Linked DNA regions of Homo sapiens: all the other regions are linked to region 1. The links are chromatin loops, found by intact Hi-C in ENCODE. Cell type or tissue: Caco-2. All regions are shown on one strand.

The links. A loop is a pair of places that touch in the nucleus more often than their neighbours do. Peaks named below come from ENCODE experiments on the same cell type or tissue, not always from the same donor. Only the 100,000 strongest peaks of a DNase experiment are listed, where the experiment ranks them.
Region 2: it touches region 1 in a loop (9-fold over the local background); 2 of 110 quality-filtered maps call a loop at or near these places.
Region 3: a loop joins it to region 1, with 3.0 times the contacts of the local background. A loop is called at or near these places in 6 of 110 quality-filtered maps.

What each region holds. Positions count from the first base shown.
Region 1 is chr7:47,760,112-47,768,111 of GRCh38, forward strand. It overlaps LINC00525 (long intergenic non-protein coding RNA 525), which reads left to right and starts at 1,365. Exons shown (of 3, transcript NR_038407.1): 1 at 1,365-1,402; 2 at 3,262-3,467; 3 at 5,718-6,661. In Caco-2, no CTCF peak of the experiment used is centred here; a DNase peak (open chromatin) is centred at 3,470.
Region 2 is chr7:47,553,771-47,561,770 of GRCh38, forward strand. The region is part of intron 1 of TNS3 (tensin 3); the gene reads right to left. Among named protein-coding and RNA genes, the nearest start is that of TNS3, 24 kb to the right of the region's middle. RefSeq lists enhancers at 2,564-3,292, 4,021-4,748. In Caco-2, no CTCF peak of the experiment used is centred here; DNase peaks (open chromatin) are centred at 4,411 and 5,056.
Region 3 is chr7:47,660,104-47,668,103 of GRCh38, forward strand. LINC02902 (long intergenic non-protein coding RNA 2902) reads left to right here. Exons shown (of 3, transcript NR_171030.1): 3 at 1-1,545. Among named protein-coding and RNA genes, the nearest start is that of LINC02902, 8.9 kb to the left of the region's middle. RefSeq lists an enhancer at 1-296. In Caco-2, no CTCF peak of the experiment used is centred here; DNase peaks (open chromatin) are centred at 4,798 and 6,763.

The DNA of each region.
Region 1 (8,000 bases):
CAATTCATATATGGCCAGTTTACTTAAGAATGAATTACCGACCGGGCACAGTGGCTCATGCCTGTAATCCCAGCACTTTGGGAGGCTGAAGCGGGTGGATCCCCTGAGGTCAGGAGTTTGAGACCAGCCTGGCCAACATGGCAAAACCTCATCTCTACTAAAAATACAAAAATTAGCCGGGTGTGGTGGCTGGCACCTAAAATCCCAGCTACTTGGGAGGCTGAGGCAGAAGAATTGCTTGAACCCAGGGGGCGGAGGTTGCAGTGAGCCCAGATTGTGCCACTGCACTCCAGGCTGGGCAACGGAGCAAAAACAAAAAACAAAAAAGAATGAATTACCAGGCTCTAAAAACCTATCAGTAAGCTTTTTTTTTTTTTTTTTAAAGACGGAACTTGATGCTAAGGAAATTGCAACAACACAATGTCCTAATACACTGTTGACAAGATTAAAAAATTTTTTATTTTTAATTTTTGTGGGTACACAGTAGGGGTATATATTTATGGGGTACGTGGGATGTTTTAATACAGGCATGCAATGTGAAATAGGCACATCATGAAGAATGGGGTATCCATACCCTCAAGCATTTATTCTTTGTGGTATAAACAATCCAATTATACTTTTAATTATTTTAAAATGTACACTTAAATTATTATTGACTATAGTCTCCCTGTCGTGCTATCAAATAGTAGGTATTATTCATTCTTCTATTTTTTTTTTTGGTACCCATGAACCATTCCCACCTTATCTCCCCAGTCCTCTACTATCCTTTTCAGCCTCTGGTAATCATCCTTCCTATTCTCTATGTCCATGATTTCAATGGTTTCGATTTTTAGATCCCACAAATAAGTGAGAACATGTGATGTTTGTCTTTCTGTGCCTGGCTTATTTCACTTAACATAATGTCCTCCAGTTTCGTTCCATCCATGTTGTTGCAAATGACAGGATCTCATTCTTTTTATGGCTGAATAGTACTCCATTGTGTATATGTACCACATTTTCTTTATCTGTTCATCTGTTGATGGACTGTAAATTTGCTTCTAAGTCTTAGCTATTGTGAACAGTGCTGCAACAAACATGGGAGTGCAGATATCTCTTCAATATACTGATTTCCTTCCTTTTGGGTATAGACCCAGCACTGGGATTGCTGGATCATATGCTAGTTCTATTTTTAGTTTTTTGAGGAACCTCCCAACTGTTCTCCATAGTGGTTGTACTAATTTACATTCCCACTAACAATATACTAGTGTTCCCTTTTCTCCACATCCTCACCAGCATTTGTTATTGCCTGTCTTTTGGATAAAAGCCATTTTAACTGGGGTGAGATATCTCATTGTAGTTTTGATTTGCATTTCTCTGATGATCAGTGACGATGACCACCTTTTCATATGCCTGTTTGCCATTTGTAAGTCTTCTTTTGAGAAATATCTATTCATTTCTGATTTTTTATTTGGATTACTAGATTTTGATTTCTGATTGGATTACTAGATGTTTTCCTGTTGAGTTGTTTGAGCTCCTTATATATTCTGGTTATTAATTCCTTGTCAGATGGGTAGTTTGCAAATATTTTCTCCCATTCTGTGGGTTGTTTCTTCACTTTAAGAAGATCATTAATTGCCTTAATCATTCTAAAAAGTGATTTGGCAAATAAGGGTTGAATTGTGTCCCCCAAAATGTCTATGTCCAAGTCCTAACCCCTAGTACCTCAGAATGCAACTGCATTTGGAAACAGGGTTTTTGAAAATGTGATCAAATTAAAATGAGGTTATACTAGAGTAGAGTGGGCATGTAATCCAATATGACTCATCCAATATGACCGGTGTCCTTATAAAGAAGAGGAGATTTGGCTGGGCATGGTGGCTCATGCCTGTAATCCCAGCACTTTGGGAGGCCGAGGTGGGTGGATCACCTGAGGTCAGGAGTTCAAGACCAGTCTGGCCAACATGGAGAAACCCTATCTCTACTAAAAATACAAGAAAAAAAAATAGCTGGGCATGGTGGCAGGCACCTGTAATCCCAGCTACTTGGGAGGCTAAGGCAGCAGAATCGCTTGAACCCGGGAGGCAGAGGTTGCAGTGAGCCGAGATTGCGCCATTGCACTCCAGGCTGGGCAACAAGAGTGAAACTCCATCTCAAAAAAAAAATTAATAAATACATAAAAAATAATAAAAAGGGGAAATTTGGACCCAGACATGCCTGGAGGGAAGATGATGGGAAGAGACACAGAGAGAAGATGGTTGTCCTCAAGCCAAGGAGAGAGGCCTGCAACAGATTCTCCTTCAGCCTTTAGAAGGAACAACACTGCCAACACCTTGATCTTAGACTTCTGTCCTCCAGAAATTGTGAGACAATGCATTTTTGTTGTTTAAGGCAACCAATTTGTGGAACTTTGTTCTGGCAGCCCTAGCAAATGAATACAACAAAATATATACTGTATTGAGAACCTTAATATTGGCAATACCATTTGCACAGGAACTCCTTGCCTTTGGTTGCCACCTAAGAAATCATGCATATGGACATGGAATTACACATAAAGTATATTTAGCTAGTTTTTCTTCAACATGCTATTGCAGGAGGACAATTCAAAAATCTTTCCAACTCCCACCTGATTTCTGAAGGTTCTCTGGGAGCCTGCGCATCAGCCATCAAAACACACTTGTCACATTTTTCTTTCCTTTTGGCCTCCTTTAGTGAAGTCAGCTGCCTGAGGCTGGGCGGAGGTGCTCAGCACTCCCTCTGGTTTGTGGGGGGCTGGGGTGGGTCACACTTATTCTACTGGATATCACTGTTCCTGGGCCCTGCCACCACTCTCAGCCCTGGTGCTGTGGATTCTGTTCATGAGAGGGGCTGAAGTCAAGCCTCCCTCTCAGGCCCAGATCTGAGTCTACAGGTCAGCCGGGGCTGGGGCCTCACGGTAGCAGGTGGTGACAGAGGACATGTCATTGTCGCAGTCACTGAGGACACTGGTTCTCATAGCCCAGCCTCTGTGCCTGGACCTCAGCTATAGGCCTGGCCCCATTGTGCTCTCCCTGATGAGAATCTCCAGGCCTTGAGCTACCTGACTCTTCCCAGTTGGCCAGACACATCCCAGTGAATGATCATCATCCTGCTCTCATCTCATAGCCAGCTGATCAGTCTGTTCACCCTCCACCTACTCAAGTACAGAGTGACACACCCCAAGCAACAATCGCATGAGAAATTCTACCACCTGGGGAGGGCAGAACTGGGACAGACTTCTTTCATTTTCTGATCTGCTTTTGCCAGATGTCCTCTGTAGCAAGAGGCAGGACAAACAGTGAGGACTGCACCAACACTCACCGGGTGACCCCTTTGCTTTGGAAACTTACTCAGGGTGAAAGGAATTCCGATTTTAAACAGCATCTCTTTGTGTGGCCTGTTTGAGGCACCACACAGAGCTTGCTGGAGCAGCTCTGTTGACCGCTGACCCTTGGCCTGCTAACTGAAACAAGGTGAGTATTTCTAAGGCTGTCGTGGCCACGGGAGGACCGGAGAATAAATGTGGACCTATTTACATTCTCTTTTCCCTGAAGGTGATAAATGGCTTCCCCCATCCAAACCAGGCCCCTCTAGGGCCTTTATTTGCTATTCTGGTTTTAAAAGGCAGACGGAGAATGTATTGAGTTATCTTTCAACTGTTTACTAGCAGAAGGGCAAAGATCAGATTACCAGCTCAGAGTGATTCATCTTTTCTCCCAAATCAAAGCCATATGTACACAGAGTCTGTGTACACATTAGTTCATTTCATTCATTCATCTAGGTCAGGAGAGGGAGACCTGGGACAAAGGTCCCGCAGAAAGAGATGGAGGCATCAGGCCACAGACAGTGAGCAGCATGGGTTTTTCTCTGCCTCCACATTAGGACTTTAATGTTTTTTTTTTTTGTTTAAAAAAAACAAAACTGCCTGATTTCCTGTCAGGCCAACTAATGATGTTTTTTCCCCAGGTTTCTGGTATAGAGGATGTTTTAATTTGAGAGAAGTTTCCACCTACAAAAACACATATTTGTCCGGGCATGGTGGCTCACGCCTGTAATCCCAGCACTTTGGGAGGCTGAGGCAGGAGGATCATGAGGTCAAGAGATCTAGACCATCCTGGCCAACATGGCGAAACCCCGTCTCTACTAAAAATAAAAAAATTAGCTGGGCATGGTGGCGCATGACTGTAGTCCCAGCTACTTGGGAGGCTGAGGCAGGAGAATCTCTTGAACCCCGAGTTCAGAGTCAGTCAGTTGAGATCGCGCCACTGCATTTTAGCCTGGTGACAGAGCGAGACTCCGTCTCAAAAAAACAAAAACAAAAAACCACATTTATACCTTTGGAAACATTAAGCCTCCAACTGTGAGAACGAAGATTCATATTTAAAGGGAAATGTGAGGTAATTCTGTGAATCTTAGACAGATTGATGGTACAAAATGGGAAGCGCCACCATCACTGATATTCTGAAATTATGGTTGACTGCAAATATCCAGAAAAGCATAAAAACAACATAATGAACGCCTATATTCTCACACACAAAACTGTAACATTTTGGCAGATTTTCATCAGCTCTTTTTCCTTAAGAAACAACACACACAAGGATCATGGAAGCCTCTCCATGCTTCCCACCCTGTCCTTAAACTGATGTTTTTCATCCCCAGAATGACGCTACATTAATGCTACAGATGAATGGCTCCATAAACTATATATAGCAAAGTATTGAACTTTTGTTGATTACATCAGTCTCTAACAAGCTTTTTTCACTGAACATTATGTTTTTGCAATTTGATAATGCCAACAGATGTAGCTACATCCATTTAACTAGTGTATTGCATTTTATTGTTACCAAACCGAACTTGGGTCCACCCATCCTGGCACAGCAAAGCCAAACACTGACAGTGGGATTTGCAGTGAAAAAAGTGAGGCATTTATAACAGGGCACCAAGCAAGGAGAACCGGATAGCTCTCGCCTAGGACCTAAACTCCCGAATGGCTTGAGTGTAAGGGTTTTTAAAGGTGGGAAGGCAGAAGTTACATGCAAAGTCATAAATCAATACATGGAGGTCTTACATTGGTTTGGCCAAAAAAGGTGGGATATCTTGAAGTGTGGGGCGAGGCACAGGTCATGGGTAGATTCAAAGATTTTCTGATTTGCGAATTGGTTAAGGGAGTGAAACTTTGTCTAAAGCCTAGGGGTCCACAGAAAGGAATGCTGAGCTCCGACCTGTAGGCATGACTTCCTCCAGGCCACTCAGGAAGAAATTCAGAACAAAAAATGGCAGTCAGAGTTCAGTCCCCAGTTCCTCTGTTATCTAAGGTCTATGTGCCAGCAGATGTCATTTTCCATTTGGTGGGAGTCCAGGTTTTTTGAAAACAACTCAGGGATATATATTAAGATGTTGTCTTTAGTTTCTATGGGGAACCAAACATTTGGTGGCTCTAACTTCCTCGGCTATTGTCTTCAGCTATTGTTACCTCCTTGCTTATCAGGTTGCTCACTTACTCCTCAGGGCTAGCTAGGTGCCCGGAATTTCCCTCAAAGGAACTCAAGATTTTTCTTTATTTCCATGCTTGGTTGGGAAGAGTGGCAGGCCCCTCAAAGGGATCCCTGCTCTGTCTCCATTTCACATGAATCATACAATTTAATCATGATGATGATAATGGATATTTGGGTGGCTTCTGTCAAGAACTGTGAAGAGGCTGACATTTCACTCACTACTTACAGATTCACAAGTGAGGCTGCTGCCCCAGTTTCATGGATGCTGGCAGAAGACTTAAGATTTCTGAATCAGAGACAGAAGACTTCATTTATTTGTCACAGCTAAAGCAATGGCCAGTGTCAGTGTATTTGCACTGGTGCCTCAAGCCCTGATGCCCACGGGGTGATGCAGAGACCCTATGACTCCCGCACATGCATTGGGTCAAGTCACAGTAGAGGACCACTGAGCTGGGCACCATGTGGACCTATAGCAGGCAGCAGGCAAGCCCTCTCCTTTGAGGTTCCTCCCTGCAACTACGACCCCGAAAAATGGATCCAGTAAAGAAGAGTCAAGGCTTTATAGTCTTGGTGCACCCAGTAAGACCTGTAGGAGAACAGGAAGCCTGTGGAGGACTGTTTCTTCCAAAAGTTTCCAAGTGTTAGCTCTTACACATGTATAAACAACACTGCAATTTGTCTCCTTGCACCGTACATCCACGAAGCAGATTTGCTTCTTGCCAAATTATTTCCCTCAGTGATTTCAGGAACTGACAATTCCCAGTCGCATATAGGAATTTTCTTGCGTCTTCTTTTCCTGACTAACTCTTGCGTTGTCAGACACTTTCATTTGTGCTAAGCTGATAAGTATCAAACGATGATGCAGGCTATTCATTATGTGTGTCCTTGATTACTGATGAGTTTGAGCAATTGTCATTTGTTGGACTGATCGTTCAATTTCCTCTTCGGTCCTTGGCCTTTTCATATATTTTGCCTTTTCTTGTAGGTGTGTCCTTTTCAAATTGATTTTTTTGGTGTTTTTGGTATATCCTGTGTACTAATTCTTTGTCATTTATATGCATTAATAATATCTCCTTTCACTGTGTGGCTTGTCTTCTCAATTTGTTTTTGGGTTTTTGTTTCAGAGAACATTTTATAAGCTTTAAATAATAAAGTTTATTTATTTTTAATTATTTTGATTTTGCTTTTGCATCTTGTTTAAGAAACCCTGTCCTACTTATAAATAAGGCCATAATTATTATTCTTTATTTATTTATTTATTTATTTATTTATTTATTTATTTATTTATTTTGAGACAGAGTCTCGCTCTGTTGCCCAGGCTGGAGTGCAGTGGCGTGATCTCGGCTCACTGCAGCCTCTGCCTCCCAGGTTGAAGTGACTCTCCTGCCTCAGCCTCCTGAGTAGCTGGGACCACAGGCACACGACACCCTACCTGGCTAATTTTGTATTTTTAGTAGAGATGGGGTTTCACCATGTTGGCCAGGGTGGTCTCAATCTCCTGACCTCATGATCTACCTGCCTCAGCCTCCCAAAGTGCCTTATTTTTCTTTTTAAAATATAAAACTTACGCCAGGTGCGGTGGCTCACTCCTGTAATCCCAGCACTGTGGGAGGCCGAAGCAGGTGGATCACCTGAGGTCAGGAGTTTGAGGCCAGCCTGACCAATATGGTGAAACCCCGTCTCTACTAAAAATACAAAATTAGTGGGCATGGTGGCGGGCATCTGTAATCCCAACTACTCCGGAGGCTGAGGCAGAATTGCTCGAACCCAGGAAGTGCTGGTTGCAGTGAGCCAAGATAGTGCCACTGCACTCCAGTCTAGGCAACAAGAGTAAAACTCCGTCTCAAAAAAAAAAAAAAAAAAAAAAAAAGAAAAGAAAGACAAAAAAGAAAAAGAAAAAAATATGAAAGTTTTGCATTTTTCATTTAGGTCATCAATACATGGGGAACTTAACCTCTTATGCAGGGTGAGGTATGAATCTAATTTATTTTTACATGTGGACAACCAGTTGTCTCATCAACTTTCGGTGGATGCTCCTTCCTTCCCTGCGGACATGTAAAATATTCATTCCGTCGTATCATATATCACCTTGCCAGTTGCTCAGGCTGAAAACCTTGGGGCTATCCAGACTCTCTTGTGCCTGACATCCAGTCCATTAGCAAATCCTGACAGCTCTACCTTAAAACAGACTTTCTGAAGCCAGCCCATTCATCATCCCCTCCAACACTGCCACTCAGGGCCAAACCACTGCCACCTTTTGCCTGGACTACTCTATGGCCTCCTAATTAGTTTACCCCTTCATCTCTTGCTCCCCTACAGTTTTTTGTCTACACAGCAACAGAGTTATGTCTTTTTTCTTTTCTCTTTTTTTTGAGAAGGAGTTTCACTTTTGTTGTCCACGCTGGTGTGCAATGGCACAATCTCATCTTACTGCAACCTCCACCTCCTGGGTTCAAGTGATTCTCCTGCCTCAGCCTCCCGAGTAGCTGGGATTACAGGCATGCACTACCA
Region 2 (8,000 bases), 210 kb before region 1:
TAATTTTGACTTTCAACTCTTACTTTTTTTTTTTTGAGATGAAGTCTGGCTCTTTTTGCCCAGGCTGGAGTGCAATGGTGCAATCTCGGCTAACTGCAGCCTCCGGCTCACTGCAACCTCCACCTCGAGGTTCAAGCGATTTTCCTGCCTCAGCCTCCCGAGTAGCTGGGATTACAGGAGGCTGCCACCAAGCCTGTCTAATTTTTGTATTTTTAGTAGAGACGGGGTTTCACCATGTTGGCCAGGCTGGTCTCGAACGCCTGACCTCAGGTGATCCGCCCACCTCGGCCTCCCAAAGTGCTGGGATTACAAGCGTGAGCCACTGTGCCTGGCCCTCAAGTCTTACTTTTTAAGAAATACATTTTGGGCCAGGTACAGTGGCTCACACCTGTAATCCCAGCACTTTGGGAGGCCAAGACGGGTAGATCACCTGAGGTCAGGAGTTCAAGACCTACCTGCCAACATGGTGAAACCCTGTCTCTACTAAAAATACAAAAATTAGCCAGGCATGGTGGCGGGTGCCTGTAATCCCAGCTACTCGGGAGGCCGAGACAGGAGAATTACTTGAACCCAGGAGGCAGAGGTTGCAGTGAGCTGAGATTGCGCCACTGCACTCCAGTCTGGGTGACAGAGGAAGACTCCATCTCAAAAAAAAAAACAAAAAAAAAAACAAATCTGGAAAAGATTCAACAGTCCAGATGCCTTTAAGAACATTTGTGATTCATGAGAGGAAGTCAAATTGTCAATATTAACAGGAGTTTGGAAGAAGTTGATTTCAACCCTTATGAATGATCTTGAGGGTTCAAGACTTCAGTGAAGAAAGGAGCTGCAAATGTGCTGGGAACAGCAAGAGCACTAGAACTAGACGTGGAGCCTGAAGATGTGACTGAATTGCTGCAATCGCATGATCAATCTTTAATGGATGAGAAGTTGCTTCTTATGCATAAGCAAAGAAAGTGGTTTCTTAAGATGGAATCGGGCCGAGCACGGTGGTTCACACCTGTAATCCCAGCATTTTGGGAGGCTGAGGCAGGTGGATCACAAGGTCAAGAGATGGAGACCATCCTGGCCAACATGGTGAAACCCCGTCCTACTAAAAATACAAAAATTAGCTGGGCATGGTAGTGTGCGCCTGTAATCCCAGCTACTCAGGAGGCGGAGGCAGGAGGATCGCTTGAACCCGGGAGGCAGAGGTTGCAGTGAGCCGAGATTGCGCCACTGCACTCCAGCCTGGCAACAGAGCGAGACTCTGTCTCAAAAAAAAAAGAATGGAATCTACCCTTGATAAAGAAGATGCTGTACATATTATTGAAATAACAACAAAATATTTAGAAAATTACACAAATGTGGTCGGGCGTGGTGGCTCAAGCCTGTAATCCCAGCACTTTGGGAGGCTGAGGCGGGTGGATCACCTGAGGTCAGGAGTTCCAGACTAGCCTGGCCAACACGGTGAAACCCTGTCTCTACTAAAAATACCAAAACTAGCCGGGTGTGGTGGCAGGCGCCTGTAATCCCAGCTACTTGGGAGGCTGAGGCAGGAGAATCGCTTCAACCCAGGAGGCGGAGGTTGCAGTGAGCTGAAATCATGCCAACACACTCCAGCCTGAGGGACAAGAGCAAGACTTTGTCTCAAAAAAAAAAAAAAAAGAAAGTTACACAAATGTAATTGTGTAAATGTAATAAAGCAGCAAGAGGGTTTGAAAGGACTAATTCCAATTTTGAAAAAAGTTCTACCGTGGATAAAATGCTATTAAACACCATCACATGCTACAGAGAAGTCTTTCATGAAGGAGTCAACTGACGTGGCAAACTTTATCATCGTCTTATTTTAAGGAATTGCCACAGCCACCCCAACCTTCAGTAGCTACTGATCCGTCCAAAGCCATGAACTTGTAGGCAAGACTTTCCATCAGCAAAAAGATTTTAACTTGCTGAAGGCTCAGATGATTGTTACCATTCTTTAGCAATAACGCATTTTTAAATTGACATGTACATTGTTTTTCTAGACATACTGCCATTTTCACACTTAATATAACTACAGCTTAGTATAATCAACTTTTATATGCACTGGGAAACTAAAAGATGTGTGCAACTTACTTTATCTCAATATTCATTTTATTGCAATGGTCCAGTTGGCACCAAACTGCAGTATCTCCAAAGTAAGCCTGCACACACATAATACACACATGCACATTACATGCACATAGACACATACATGTAGGTGTGCATGCATGCATGCACGGTATACATGTGTGTGTTCATGTGGACACACATACACTTGTGTACATATACATTTAGGAACGTGCACTTACATACACACATACGCATATAAACACACACAAAGGCGGAGGCAACCAGTTGGAGTTCAGTGTGTGAATCCCATGTTCAGATTCTCCTTGAACCCACATGCCCTCTTTTGTAGAATAACCCTGTTGACAATTGAGCAGTAAGAGGTTCTAGTAAACTGCAGAAGATCCTGGAGACACTTTAAAATCAAAACGTGATTTTTAAAAAATTACCTTTAGTAAAACAAGTCAGCTACTCTAAGGAGGTTCCCAGATAGATTATTTAGAGTCCTCATCCTGAGACACACTAAGGGCCAAGACCCCCTGAGCAGGGGTCTCTCCAGGCCATCTGGGGACAACTCTGCACCCCCATGAATGTGGGTGTTCTGCCTGTCCTGGGGCCCTAGGAGCCTCCGGCCTGAGTCTGGGCATCTGAAGCTCTGAGGTAGGGAACCGAGGACGACAGAGGGCCCCACATCCCTTAGGCCCAATCCACAGGCGAGCATGATTATTATTTTGTTGGTTGTTTGACTTTTCTTTCCCTAAGCCCATAATTGTGACTTCCTCCCAACAAGTTCCTCCGGTCAGTGGGTACATCTGAGTCACACTCTGGGGGCAGGGGCGAGTGAAGCTTCCCAAGCTGAGGGAAGCAAAGCAGAGGCATAACAGCTGAGATCTTCAGGGGCTGCAAAGTGCGGGCCCCAGGCCAGACGCTGCCCGCTCTCACTGGCTGGGCTGAGGGGAATGCAACCTCCCATAAACCCAAATGGCAAAACTCCACAAGTCTTTGGTACAGTGAGCATGGCATGCAAGGAAGGAATGGCACCTGGCGATTCTCAATGCAACGGTGCTGGGCAGAAGGGCAGGTTGCAGCCAAGAGGCCCTACTCCCAGCCCTCTGTCCTCCAGTCCCTGCCACCAAGCCATGCCCCCCACAGACGATAACCAGGAGCAGCGGGGGCGGGGAGCAACAGAACCTGACCTGTGCAGGGTGTGCAGGGTGCCTAGTCCCCATCTTCCACCAGTTGGTGATGCATCCGAATCCTGATCTCTGCCTGGAGCACATGAGGAGGCTCAGATCCACCTTGGACAAGTCCTGCAAATGTCCAGGGTCAGAACAATCCTTAAGACCAACAGTGCGTCTGGGAAAGTTTACAAGCGTCCTACGTAAGGGAGAGGCTGACTTTTCGTCTTTCCTCAGGGTGCAGTCACGGGTGATATGCACAGCTTTGTCAGAGGCTTTGAAAACCAGCAGCCGCCAAGGCTACTTCCACCAGAACCATCAAACCTGCCTGCAGCGAGCTCACAAATGGACCTTTCTGTCCCAACACTACTATTTAACCCAACCCTCACCCATCTAGGGGGTGCTATCTTTTAATCTTTCAAATACAGGAAAGGAAGAGTCACAATGTGGAACGAAAAAAATGGTCCTGTCCATTTCTGCAATGCCTTTCCTTGCAACACATACAGAAATCTATCTTAAGTAACAACCAGGTAAAGCACCCATATGGGTAAATAACTGAAGGTTTTATGGGAATATGACGTGGCAACTGGCAGAATACTCTCTGGGATTTTTCATCCTAGTTTGTTTTTTTAAGTGCCAACTGACTTCTCTGCCTACTAATAATTGGAGGCGCTGGGGACATTTGGAAATGTGAGGACATTTTAACCATCACCACCACTGGGGTGGCCACTAGCATGTAGTGGGAGGAGGTAGGGAGGCCACGCCATTCCTAGAGCAAACTGTCCAACAATGAATTATTCCACACCACATGCCATGAACCACGCCTTACTGGATTACATCCACAGTTCAAGAATGTGTGTCATGGAATTCTCCAGAGGAAGTCTCCAAACTGGAAGGATGGCCTCTTTTCCAGAGGGCTGCGTAGAAGGCCTGCGGTGAGCAGGCCTCGGGACATCTCTGCTGTCTGCCCATCGTCCCTCTGGCAAATGACAAATGACGAGAACTTCTGCACCACTCCCACCCCCACCAAGGAGGCCTGAGCACACGAGGCAGGCCCAGGCTGGCCCTCCACTGTCCACCCCCATGTGGGTGCTGACGCCTGTATACAGGACACTGCTTCCTGCAGGCAAGAATGAGGGAGCCCGATTCTAGCATCAGAGCCTCTTGTAGGTTCCCAACATAAAAGGAAACAGGGTATTTGCCGTCCTGATAAGAGCAAGCTACAGCAAGCCGGTGCCGAGGAGGATCAAAGAGGCTGCGCCACCTCCTAGGAATGCTTCCTCGGCCTGCATTGTTTTCTTCTTTTATTCTTACCCCAGGGCAAAAAGCAAAGCTCCCAGTCTGTGCCTCATTTCAGGCTAACTTGACACTTGGCAGAGGGTCCCACACCCTCCTCCATGCAAGAGTGGGTGCCTCCACCAACCCCAACCCCTTTGTGTCCATCAGCCCAACTTCAAAGAGGCCGACCCCAGCACCTCCCCACCCTGCAGTGGAGCACACCTGCAGGGACCAAGAAAGGCCCAGGTTTTCATTCTAAGGACTTGGGGTTCAGGCCCACCTCTCCCATCACCTACTTGCAAATTTCCACCGACTCCTGTTTCGTCGATGGAAAAACTGGGACAAAATAACCACAGCCTCCCTGGGCAGGTTTCCCACGCATGAGGAGAGGACAAGGCCCACTGCCTGGGGCCCCCCTCAGCAGAGGGTCCCAGCTCTGCCTCCCCAGGGTCCCACTCTCCCACACAGCCACCCTATGGGACATTCCTCTGTGTACACCTGCAGGAAAACCCTGCTCAGGGTCCAAGTCCAAGCCCTCCTTGGTTATGTCCAAGGCCATGAGCAGGAGGAAGCTTTGCATGACCCCCTCGAGCCCTTCCACTCACCTGGTAATGGCAAAACTGGCCGCAAATCTCCCAGAGCCGAAATCTCCCCAGAGGGAGCCCAAGGGAAAGCACTGGAAGGCAGAAGCAAATCTCGCAACGCCCGTGTATATAGACCTCCCATGTCACTCTTCCAACCCCATGTTTAATGCATATTTAAATATACAGACAGGCAGGTCGTGGTGGTTCACACCTGTAATCCCATCACTTTGGGAGGCCAAGGTGGGCGGATCATGAGATCAGGAATTTGAGACCAGTCTGGCCAATATGGTGAAACTCCATCTCTACTAAAAATACAGAAATTAGCCAGGCATGGTGACGCGCGCCTGTAGTCTCAGCTACTTGGGAGGCTGAGGCAGAAGAACTGCTTGAACCTGAGAGGTGGAGGTTGCAGTGAGCCAAGATCACGCCACTGCACTCACACCTGGGCAACAAAGCAAAACTCCATCTCACAAAAAATAAATAAATAAATAAACAGACATCAAGACACATGTTCAGATTTTTAATAATGGGAGCGGGAGAATTCTCCAAGGGACAGCAGAGGTGGCTTCACAACATTGCATCTTAGGAATGTGCCCTTGGCGAGTTCCAAGAACTTTCTGGTGCAGGGCGGTGCCTCAGCCTCGTCACATCATCTTTACGCACCCCAGGACTATGCAGAGAATGGAGAACAAGAGGCAGGGATGGGGGCTGGAAGGGGCTAAAACAAGAGCCACAGGAGCCAATCTTACGAGAGGCCAGCCCTCCTGCTCTACATCTCTGAGGCCTCCATCAAAGTTCACAGCATCCTATGGCCCCAGTCTCCCTGGGGCCCTTGTCCATCTCTGCACTCACCTCCTTCCACTCCCCCTCATTCCAGGCCCAAGCTCCACCATGCATCTTCATCAGGGCAATGGGCAGCCTGGGGACCAGGACACGCAGAGAGAGCTGCTGTAGCATAGGACAAGGAAACCCTGGCCTTCACATTCGGCGGTCGAGCAGCCCTGATGATCTGATGAAGCTACAAACCCTGAGAACAATCCACACACACTACACCTAGCATGAAGGGATTCACGATGCTGCTGAGGGCCACTGGGGCCCCAAGGTAGGAAGCTGGGTCTACACCACCTGCTCCACCCCCGCAGGACTGCAAGAGCCGGCCGCGGGTCTCCCTTTGCAGCCCACCTCAAACTGGGCTTTTCTGCATCATTGCCATGGTCAGAATGTCTGTGACCCGCCCCCCTACCCCCAATTCCTATGTTGAAGACCTGAACCCCAAGGTGATGGTATGAGGAGCTGGGGCCTCAGGAAGGTGGTTAGGTCATGAGGCTGGAGCCTCAGGATGGGCTTAGGGCCTCATAATAATGACCCCAGGGAGCTCCCTCACCCCTCTACCATGTGAGGGCACATAGAAGTCACCATCTATGAACCAGGAAACAGGCCCTCACCAGACACCGAGGGCCTTGATCTTGGACTTCCAGCCTCCAGAACTGTGAGAAATAAATTCCTGTCGTCTATCAATTGCCCAATCTAAGGTATCAGGTTGTAGCAGCACAAACCAATTAAGATATCACTCTGTCCAAAACCTGGTGTTTTCATGTCTTCCATAAATCTGCCCAACCAAAGCCCTAAACCTAACTTCTCACCCGGTGGCATTCTCCCCAGACTCCCTTGTCCACCTCTCTGCTGCTGTCAGGGGCAACCAGTCCTTGGCCGACTCTGCCTGTGGTCCCGCTGGCTGCTCCTGCAACCCTCGAACTGGGATCCCAGCACAGACATCAGCCTACAAATGACCCCCTTTCCAGGGGCAACAGCAGCCCCACCTCTCAGCACCCCTAACTTGCTCCTCTCAAACCCACCCAGAACAGTGTCCTTTCTGAGGTCCTGGCTGGGGGACTTGGGAATGTCCTGGAGCCTGGAGCCTCCAAGTCCTCAGTGAGGAACCCAGGCGCCACCAGATCCATCTAGAAACAGGCTGTAATCCCCAAGCAACCCTGTGTGACCTTGTGTGACCCCCACATCAGGCAGGCCATGGGTGTCCCCATACACAACTGCCAGACCCCTGGCCTCTGATGTCAGGTCACAGTGACTGCTCACCCCAGGGATTTTCAGGTGTGACTTCATGAAAATATCACTGTAACACCAGAAGTAAACTGAGGCACAGCGTGGTCACCTCTTTGTCTAGGGTAATAGGGATAGGACGTGGTGCGACGCTGGTTGGGCAAACTTCAGAGGGTAAGCTAGGACAGATGCTCATGCCTCTGTAGTCCCACACACCTAGGTTTATTCTTCTGTAGCTCGAGTGCAATATTCTAGTGCTTTGTCCTTGTGTCTCAGAGTTGGACACATGGAGCACAGGATGCTCAAATCCCTGGCACCTTATTCTTAGGGGCCTGAATCTTATCACACTGCCTTTGGCCACCACTGGGAGTGTTAGAGACTGTTGTGTTCCACTTCTCTAATGTGGTGGGTGCAGGGTATGCTGAGGACTATGCAGGGACCCTATGGGACCACCCACCTCAGGATTCAGCCTCAGAAACTTCTCTACTTTCCAGAATAACTTGTTTCTGTTCATTATCTGTTTTTCTTAACTCTTTTTTTTAAATCGCTTAGATACCAAAAAACAATTCAAAACCATTGTTTCCCTCATCACAATGGCTACTAGGAAGCTCATAGCCAAATCATGCAGTCACCTCAGAAGTGTGAGGCTGTGTCATTCCTTAGGTGGGTTGCAGGTATCAGCAAGGGGCCAATTTTTAAAATAAAATTTGCTGAATAAGTAAATGGAAGAGTCAAGCAACATTTTAGAATGAAAAACATGGCCACAATATTTCTCTCCCAAGACTCGTCAAAAGGTGGAATCTATTTCCTAACCCTGGCATCCGAGCTGGTC
Region 3 (8,000 bases), 100 kb before region 1:
CTGTCGCCTCAGCAGGCACTCACATGGGCACATCTTGGCCTCCCTCCTGAGGGCCCTGCCCAGACCAGCCAAAGGAAGGCAACCTCAGGCGGCACCAGGCAGTGACTGGGCAGTGGGGACAAGGACCACAATGCCCGTGGCTGTAGGTGTCATGGGTTGGGGAGGGGGTGTGGGTTCCTGGACCTTTGCCCTGGTCCTGGGGTGGGCAGGTGGGGTTCCTGGTTGACCCTGCACACAGCCTCCGGGGTGGTCTCCAGAGGACTGTGCAGTGGGGGCAGCCAGTGGCAGCCTAAAGAGTGCAGGATGGGGGTGGGGGGTGCCCACTGAAACAAATGCTCAAGAGCAGCTGGTTATGGCAGGACTTTAAGTATATATTCCTGTACATCTTTTCAAACATATACACAAAGCAATTCACATTTTCATATACTGGAAAGGCAGGCTAACTTTTCATTTTCCTGCAACATGTGCATAGTAATAAAAAATTCTGGCCGAGCGCAGTGGCTCACCCCTGTAATCCCAGCACTTTGGCAGGCCAAGGTGGGCGGATCACAAGGTCAGGGGTTCGAGATTAGCCTGACCAACATGGTGAAATCCCGTCTCTACTAAAAATACAAAAATTAGCCGGGCGTGGTGGCATACACCTGTAATCCCAGCTACTCAGGAGGCTGAGGCAGGAGAATTGCATGAACATGGGAGGCAGAGGTTGCAGTGAGCCGAGACTGCGCCACTGCACCCCAGGCTGGGTGACAGAGCTAGACTCAGTCTCAAAAAAAAAAAAAAGTTCTATAGCCTTCTTCCAGTTTCTCCCCCCAATTAAATGTAATAACAATCTAATCAGTGCACTGAAAGTTAAGATAATAGAAAAAATTTCATCCAGAATCCCATCACCCACATGTTACCGAGGGAGAAATTTTACCACCTCTTGTTTCAGGCCAGTTCAGGCAGGTGTACATTGTCTCAGAAGGGAGATATTTCTTTCGTCTGATACTGGAGAGTCACCAGAGTCGCCAGACAACAGGACAGGACACTCATCTTGCCCACAGGCTAGGTTTGCTGGATGTCACTAGGTTTGCCAGACACCAACTCTTGTCAGAGTTATTCCATTTGCCTGTTTGGAAAAGGCAGCCTTCACCCCTGCATTCCTAGCTCCTGGGCTGACGGCCTGCCTGACATCTGAGGGTAGTGGAGTGAGGTTGGCACTTGCCCTGCGCTGAGAGTGGAGGGGAGATAATGGTTTAGGTGGGAAAGTACAGCCCCTCCAGCTTCAGGGATCAGCTCACAGCAGGGGGAAAAGTCCTAGAGGAAGACTGGGGTGGGGCATGTCTGCTCACTCACAAAAGCAGATTCATTATTACAGGGCCTTTAAAGAGGGATGTGTGTGGGTAGATGGGATCCTCACCGAGGTGTGACCTGCTTTTTCTAGTGTTTGCGAGGATGTCTCATTAACCTGCAGGAAAGTGCTGGTTTCAATTCGATGGTTTGTTTTCTGTTCTGTTTCCTTTCTGTTACAAACACAAAGGGTACATTAAAGAGCCTTTCCCCATCATCTTGTTTTTTAAAAAATATTTTTTTACTTGTTAGAGTTTATTTTAATTATGGAAAGAATTCAAATCCATAGCAACACATAGCTAATGACAAACAATTCCGAAAACATTTTAGGAAGAGCAACACATTGACTTTTCCTTTTTGAAACGTGTAAGAAGGTGTTCATTATTGCAGTGCCCTGCTTATGCCTCAAGACTTGCTTAGTGCTGTCCTCCAAGAATACCGCTCTGTCCCCTTCAGGATGGACAGGGCCCCACTGTCGTTCCCCTCCTACGTCCTTCATAAAACTCATCAAGTAATGTTTTCACATGGCCCTCTCCCTCCCAGATATGAGCAAGGAACTCATCTGCTGAGCTCACATCCAGAAACGAAGATATCAGTTAAAACAAATAGGCTGGATGTGGTGGCTCACGCCTGTAATTCCAGCACTTCAGGAGGCCGAGGCGCTCAGATCACCTGAGGTCAGGAGGAGTTCGAGAACAGCCTGGCCACCATGGTGAAACCCCATCTCTACTAAAAATACAAAAATTAGCCAGCGTGGTGGCATGCACCTGAAATCTTAGCTACTCATGAGGCTGAGGCACAAGAATCCCTTGAACTCGGTAGGCGGAGGTTGCAGTGAGCCAAGATCGCACCACTGCATTCCAGCCTGGGCGACAGAGCAAGACTCCGTCTCAAAATAAAAAAAAAAAAAAGAAAGAAAGAAAATTTGTGCATAGTCAGACTTATTAAATTTAGGAACTGCATAATCATGAAGACTGTATCCCAAGAAAATTAAATGGCTGGCCAATTTGATGAACCATTTCCTGAGCTTGGTCAATTGAATATAAACAGTGGTGCTTTCTCAGCATAAACATTCTAAATGTGGATAGGAAGTGTGCTGTGCAGGACGGACAGATTATTCTTTTAACTAGATACATCTGGAGAGTCCCTTGGTCATTCCATGAATTTGTAGGGAAAAGACCTTCCTGACCAGGAGACCAATTCTTCTTGGCCAAATTGGGCATGATGCCAGCCTATAACATCGTCAAACACAGCAGAAGATTCAGAGAGAGGCAAATTAAAAGTGATAAGGAGCTATCCATTTTTGCCATATATATATATATATATATATATATATATATATATATATATATATATATATATATACACACACACACAGAGAGAGAGAGAGAGAGAGAGAGAGACAGATGGAGTCTCACTCTGTTGCCCAGGCTGGAGTGCGGTGGCATGATCTTGGCTCACTGCAATCTCTGCCTCCCGGGATCAAGCAGTTCTCTGCCTCAGCCTCCCGAGTAGCTGGGATTACAGGTGCCTGCCACCACACATGGCTAATTTTTGTATTTTTAGTAGAGACGGGGTTTCAATATTTTGACTAGGCTAGTCTTGAACTTCTGATCTCGTGATCCACCTGCCTCGGCCTCCCAAAATGCTGGGATTACGGGCGTGAGCCACTGTGCCCAGCCAACAATGAATCATTTTATGATCAGAGAACAGCAGAGTGATAAGCAGCAGAGCTAACAGTTCTGTTCCAGAGCCAGGTGTGAGGCTCGGTGTTTGGATTGTCTTACTTCCAAGCCATATGGCATCCTACAAGGTGAGCAAAAAAGATCTATTTCCACTGTGAAGAAACCGACATTTAAGTAACAAATTAGTAGGAGAAGGAATGAACTTTTGAACATGGGGCTTTCCTTCCCATTTCAGGTCTCATTCTTTCCATCATGCCACATGCTTTGCAGAGTCTGTGAACTACTAGAAGATGAGTAGCTAACCCGTATGCCTCAGGGTTCATAAAAGTAACAAAGAAGGGTCTCTTAAATTCCTTAAGAAATACTTTTTCAGGCGTATCGGAATTCATAAATGTGGTAACATCCCATTAAAATGTCAAGCATCTGCTTTTGGTTGAAATTGTGTCTAACTTTTTAAATACCAATTGACACCAGCGATTAGTTTTTGGTGAATTGTGTTGCCTCTGGAGATATAGTTTCCAGAGCCACAGCTCAGGTATCAAAGTTCCTGAAATGAAATTGATCTAGCTGGGGATCAGGCCAAGCATATTAAAATAGGGTGGCTATGAGGACAGCGAGGTCGGGGGAGGAAGAGGGCAGAGACGGGCAAGAATATAACTTAGGCCTGACCTTGACTCCCCAAGGCCCCCGATCTGATGTCCCCCTCATGTCTCAGTCTTGCAAGACATTGCCCCAAAACACACCCCCAAGCTCCTTTCTTCAGTTTTTAGAAAATTAGCAAATATTGAGCTGGAATAACCATTAGCGACCATCTGGTCCAAACTCATTATCTGAAATTGGAAGACACTGAAACACAGGGGAAAGAATGACATTTCTGCTGTTCCTGTTGCTGGCTGTGCAGAATACAATGCTTCCTGCATGGACAATAGCAGGAATTATTTTACATGGGAAGAAACTGAAGCTCAGCAAGGTTTGCTAATTTTCTCAAGACACTCAAGATGTTCATTTTCCACAGGACAGCCTCTCTGGGTCTCTTCCAACCTCTCTCTGTCCAATTCTGAGCTGGAGGCTAAGTCTAAGAATGGGACCAAATTCCCTACATAGAAGTGAGATTTTAACCCAGGTCTTTTGGTTTTAGGGTTTATTCCCTTTTCATTGTCTTTAAAGGATTGCTATAACTGAATAACCTCAACAATAAAATTAGATTCATTTTTAAGGCATTGAAAGATATTTATCTGAGGAATGCATTTATTTGCTGTTTACTGAAGAACAACTCTAGATGCTAACAGTATCAAGATGACTAAGAGATAGTTCTGGGCCAGGCGCAGTGGCTCATGCCTGTAATCCCAACACTTTGGGAGGCCGAGGTGTGCAGATCACAAGGTCAGGGGTTCGAGACCATCCTGGCTAACATGGTGAAACCCTGTCTCTACTAAAAATACAAAAAAATTAGCCGGGCATGGTGGCGGGCGCCTGTAGTCCCAGCTACTCAGGAGGCTGAGGCAGGAGAATGGCGTGAACCCGAGAGGCAGAGCTTGCAGTGAGCTGAGATTGCACCACTGCACTCCAGCCTGGGTGACAGAGCAAGACGCCGTCTCAAAAAAAAAAAAAAGGCAGTCCTTAGATCCACGGAGAATGTAGACCTTTACCACCCTCACAGCTCAATCCAACAAATAGACATTCATCCTATCACTTATTGGTTACTTATTAAATCCTCATGGCATACCAGACATTGTGCGAAGACACAGGGCTGTCAGACAGAGACTTACAAGAAGCTTAGGGGGAGCAAGCGCTGGGGCACAAGTTACTGTTGCAACAGAGGGAGCTCGTGGTGGGCAGCATGGGGATACTGGGGCCTCTCTGACTATGGACTGGGCAATGGGAGAGGTCTCAGCAGTCCAGGGACTTCTCAAGGGACATCATCTGACAACATGTGAGCCAATTGTCCCCGCCTCATTTCTCTCTGCATGTTCCTTTAGAGAAAAAAGAGATGGAATTACACCTACAAAAGTGTTGCAACAAACAGGCTAATTCACCAAGAAAGACTTTTCTGGGACTTTTCCCTGTCACTTGCACCAGCTCCTAGTGGGAGATAGACCCATATATGGGGCCATGTTGCCCAAATCCAATCACCATCTGTGGCTCAAGTTCTGTTCTTTGCTGGTCTGAGCAGGTGCTAAAGAGGACTGGAAATTAGAATTTGACAGTACTGAGGAAACTGGGTTTTCCAATTCATTCTTTCGTCGGTGCATTCATTCATCAGCACTATGAGCAGTTCGCAAGGGTCAGGCATGGACGGATGCCTGGGGATACAGATACAGACGAAAACAGACTGTGCCCGGGAGAAATGCTTACTCTCATGGGACCAGTGGAAGGGCTGAGGGGCAATTGTGGTTGAGTGCTGCTCTGTTTTTTTTTGTTCTTTTTTTTTTTTTTGAGACAGAGTCTTGCTCTGTCACCCAGGCTGGAGTGCAGTGGCGCCATCTCGGCTCACTGCAAGTTCTGCCTCCCACGTCCACGCCATTCTCCTGCCTCAGCGTCCCGAGTAGCTGGTACTACAGGCACCCGCCACCATGCCCGGCTAACGTTTTGTATTTTTAGTAGAGACGGGGTTTCACCGTGTTAGCCAGGATGGTCTTGATCTCCTGACCTCGTGATCTGCCCACCTTGGCCTCCCAAAGTGCTGGGATTACAGGTGTGAGCCACCGCGCCCGGCCACGAGTGCTGCTCTGTTTTCAAGGAGCCGCCTCTGCCAGCTGCTCCTCTCCAGGCCTTCTCCAACGATCTGCCCACTAAAAGGTGAAAACAACAAAAACAAAAACAAATTTTCCCACAAAATCAATTTCTTACATCACAAATTTAATGAGCATGATTATAGCTTGACTGATGGAAAATAAGTAAGCAGGGTCTTCTACCATAATTCATTAGCTAATGCATGTTATGCATGCATGTATATATGTGTGCCCACTTTGTTCCAGACAGGATTCAAAATCACTTACAAAGGAAAATACGATACTTTAGTTAATTGATTCTCTGGCTTTTCTTGGAAATTTGCATTCTTCTTTAGAATATAAAGTGCTGGATTGGCAGCAGAAGAAAACGAGAACAGAACCCCCCTTACCTGCTGCAGGGTTTGGACAGGCTGCTAGGCCTCAGGTTCTCCTGCTGAATGAACCCTTTGTACCATCTGTGCATAACTGACCGGGGCCAGGAGGAACTATGGAAATGCTGCCTCAGCCCGAATGTCAATTCTACATTCCAGCAGAATGTCTCAAACATCACATGTACTTTAAGGGAATTCAGTTTTCAACCAGCTCCTACATGACATCCACCTGCCTTAGCCTCCCAAAGTGCTGGGATTGCAGGCATAAGCCACCGCGCCAGGCCGAGTGAGCCTTCTTGCACGGTACGTATATTCAGATACAATGAAGGTAGGTTCATGATAAAAAAAAATGTTGTTTTTCTTTTCTTGCTATTTTTTTTTTGTCATTGGCATATCAACTTTCAGAATGACCTAAACCTTCAAGAATCATACTGTTAAAAGTCTGTGAAAAATATGAGCCATTCCTGGAATAGTAAGAGTTCAGTTCATGGCAGCGGCTGTGATGATTATTCAGACAGTGCAGTTATGGACTCTAAAGTGCTGTAATCAAACATGGTTAACTGCAAAGGCGGACCTAGTCCTGCTGCAGTCCTCTGGATTGGTAACTCCAAGGAGCCCAAGGGACCAGTTCTTCTGGTTTCCCTATGTGGAGACCCGGGGGCCTTGGCCCTTGGCTGAAGGTGGGACATTGATCTCAGCCTTACAGCACAGGCTTTCCCTGACTGGCCTACAAGGACACAAGCCATGTTGGTCATTCTCACCCATGAGTCCCTTTTTGATGAGTACTGGGGCCTAAGGCTGAGGGCCGTGACACTTCCTAGTGAGTAGGACCTCAGCAGCATGTACTGGTCCTATAAAGCCGACCTGCTGGCTCTGTCCTGCAGGGGCCCTAACATGTACCACGCAAGAAGTCTCACTCGGCCGGGTATGGTGGCTCATGCCTGTAATCCCAGCACTTTGGGAGGCCAAGGAGGGTGGGTCACTTGAGGTCAGAAGTTCGAGACCAGCCTGTTCAACATGGCGAAACCCTGTCTCTACGAAAAATACAAAAAAATTAGCTGGGCATAGTGGTGCATACCTCTAGTCCCAGCTACTCCAGCCTGGGTGACAGAGTGAGACTCTGTCCAAAAAAAAAAAGAAGTCTCACTCAAGGAGGTTGCAGCATTATGGTGGCAGGATGAGGTAACCGAGTTAAAGCTGGGATCAGCCTTCCCTGTTGGAGGTACACAGGCCCTGTAGGACCCCTGGTCTTGAGTCCTTCTCCATTGTCAAACTCAGATACCCTCTTTAAGGCCCAAGTCAAACTTTACCTTAGGGAGAAGGGGCACAGATCTTCCTAATACCTGAGTGTGAGGCAGACCCTCCCCTTTGCTGCTCCCACAGGGCTTTGTGCTGCCCTCAGGAGCATTCAGCCCTGGAGTCTGCAGAGCTGCTGTGCGTGTAGCCTCGCTCTCTTGGTTCATGCAGGCATGTAGCCGACCCTCAGCCGAAACACAGAGCCCATTTTCTCCATAAAGAAAAGGTGAGTTGGCCAGGCGCAGTGGCTCATGCCTGTAATCTCAGCACTTTGGGAGGCCGAGGTGGGCGAATCACGAGGTCAGGAGTTCGAGACCAGCCTGGCCAGCATGGTGAAACCCCATCCCTACCAAAAATACAAAATGTTAGCTGGGTGTGGTGGCAGGCGCCTATAATCCCAGCTACTCGGGAGGCTGAGGCAGGAGAATCACTTGAACCCGGGAGGCAGAGGTTGCAGTGAGCTGAGATTGCACCACTGCACTCCAGCCTGGGCGACAGTGCGAGACTCCAGCTCAAAAAAAAAAAAAAAAAAAAAAAAAAGAGTGAGTCAAATGGATGAATGAATGTAGCAAAGGCCAGGAGTAGGC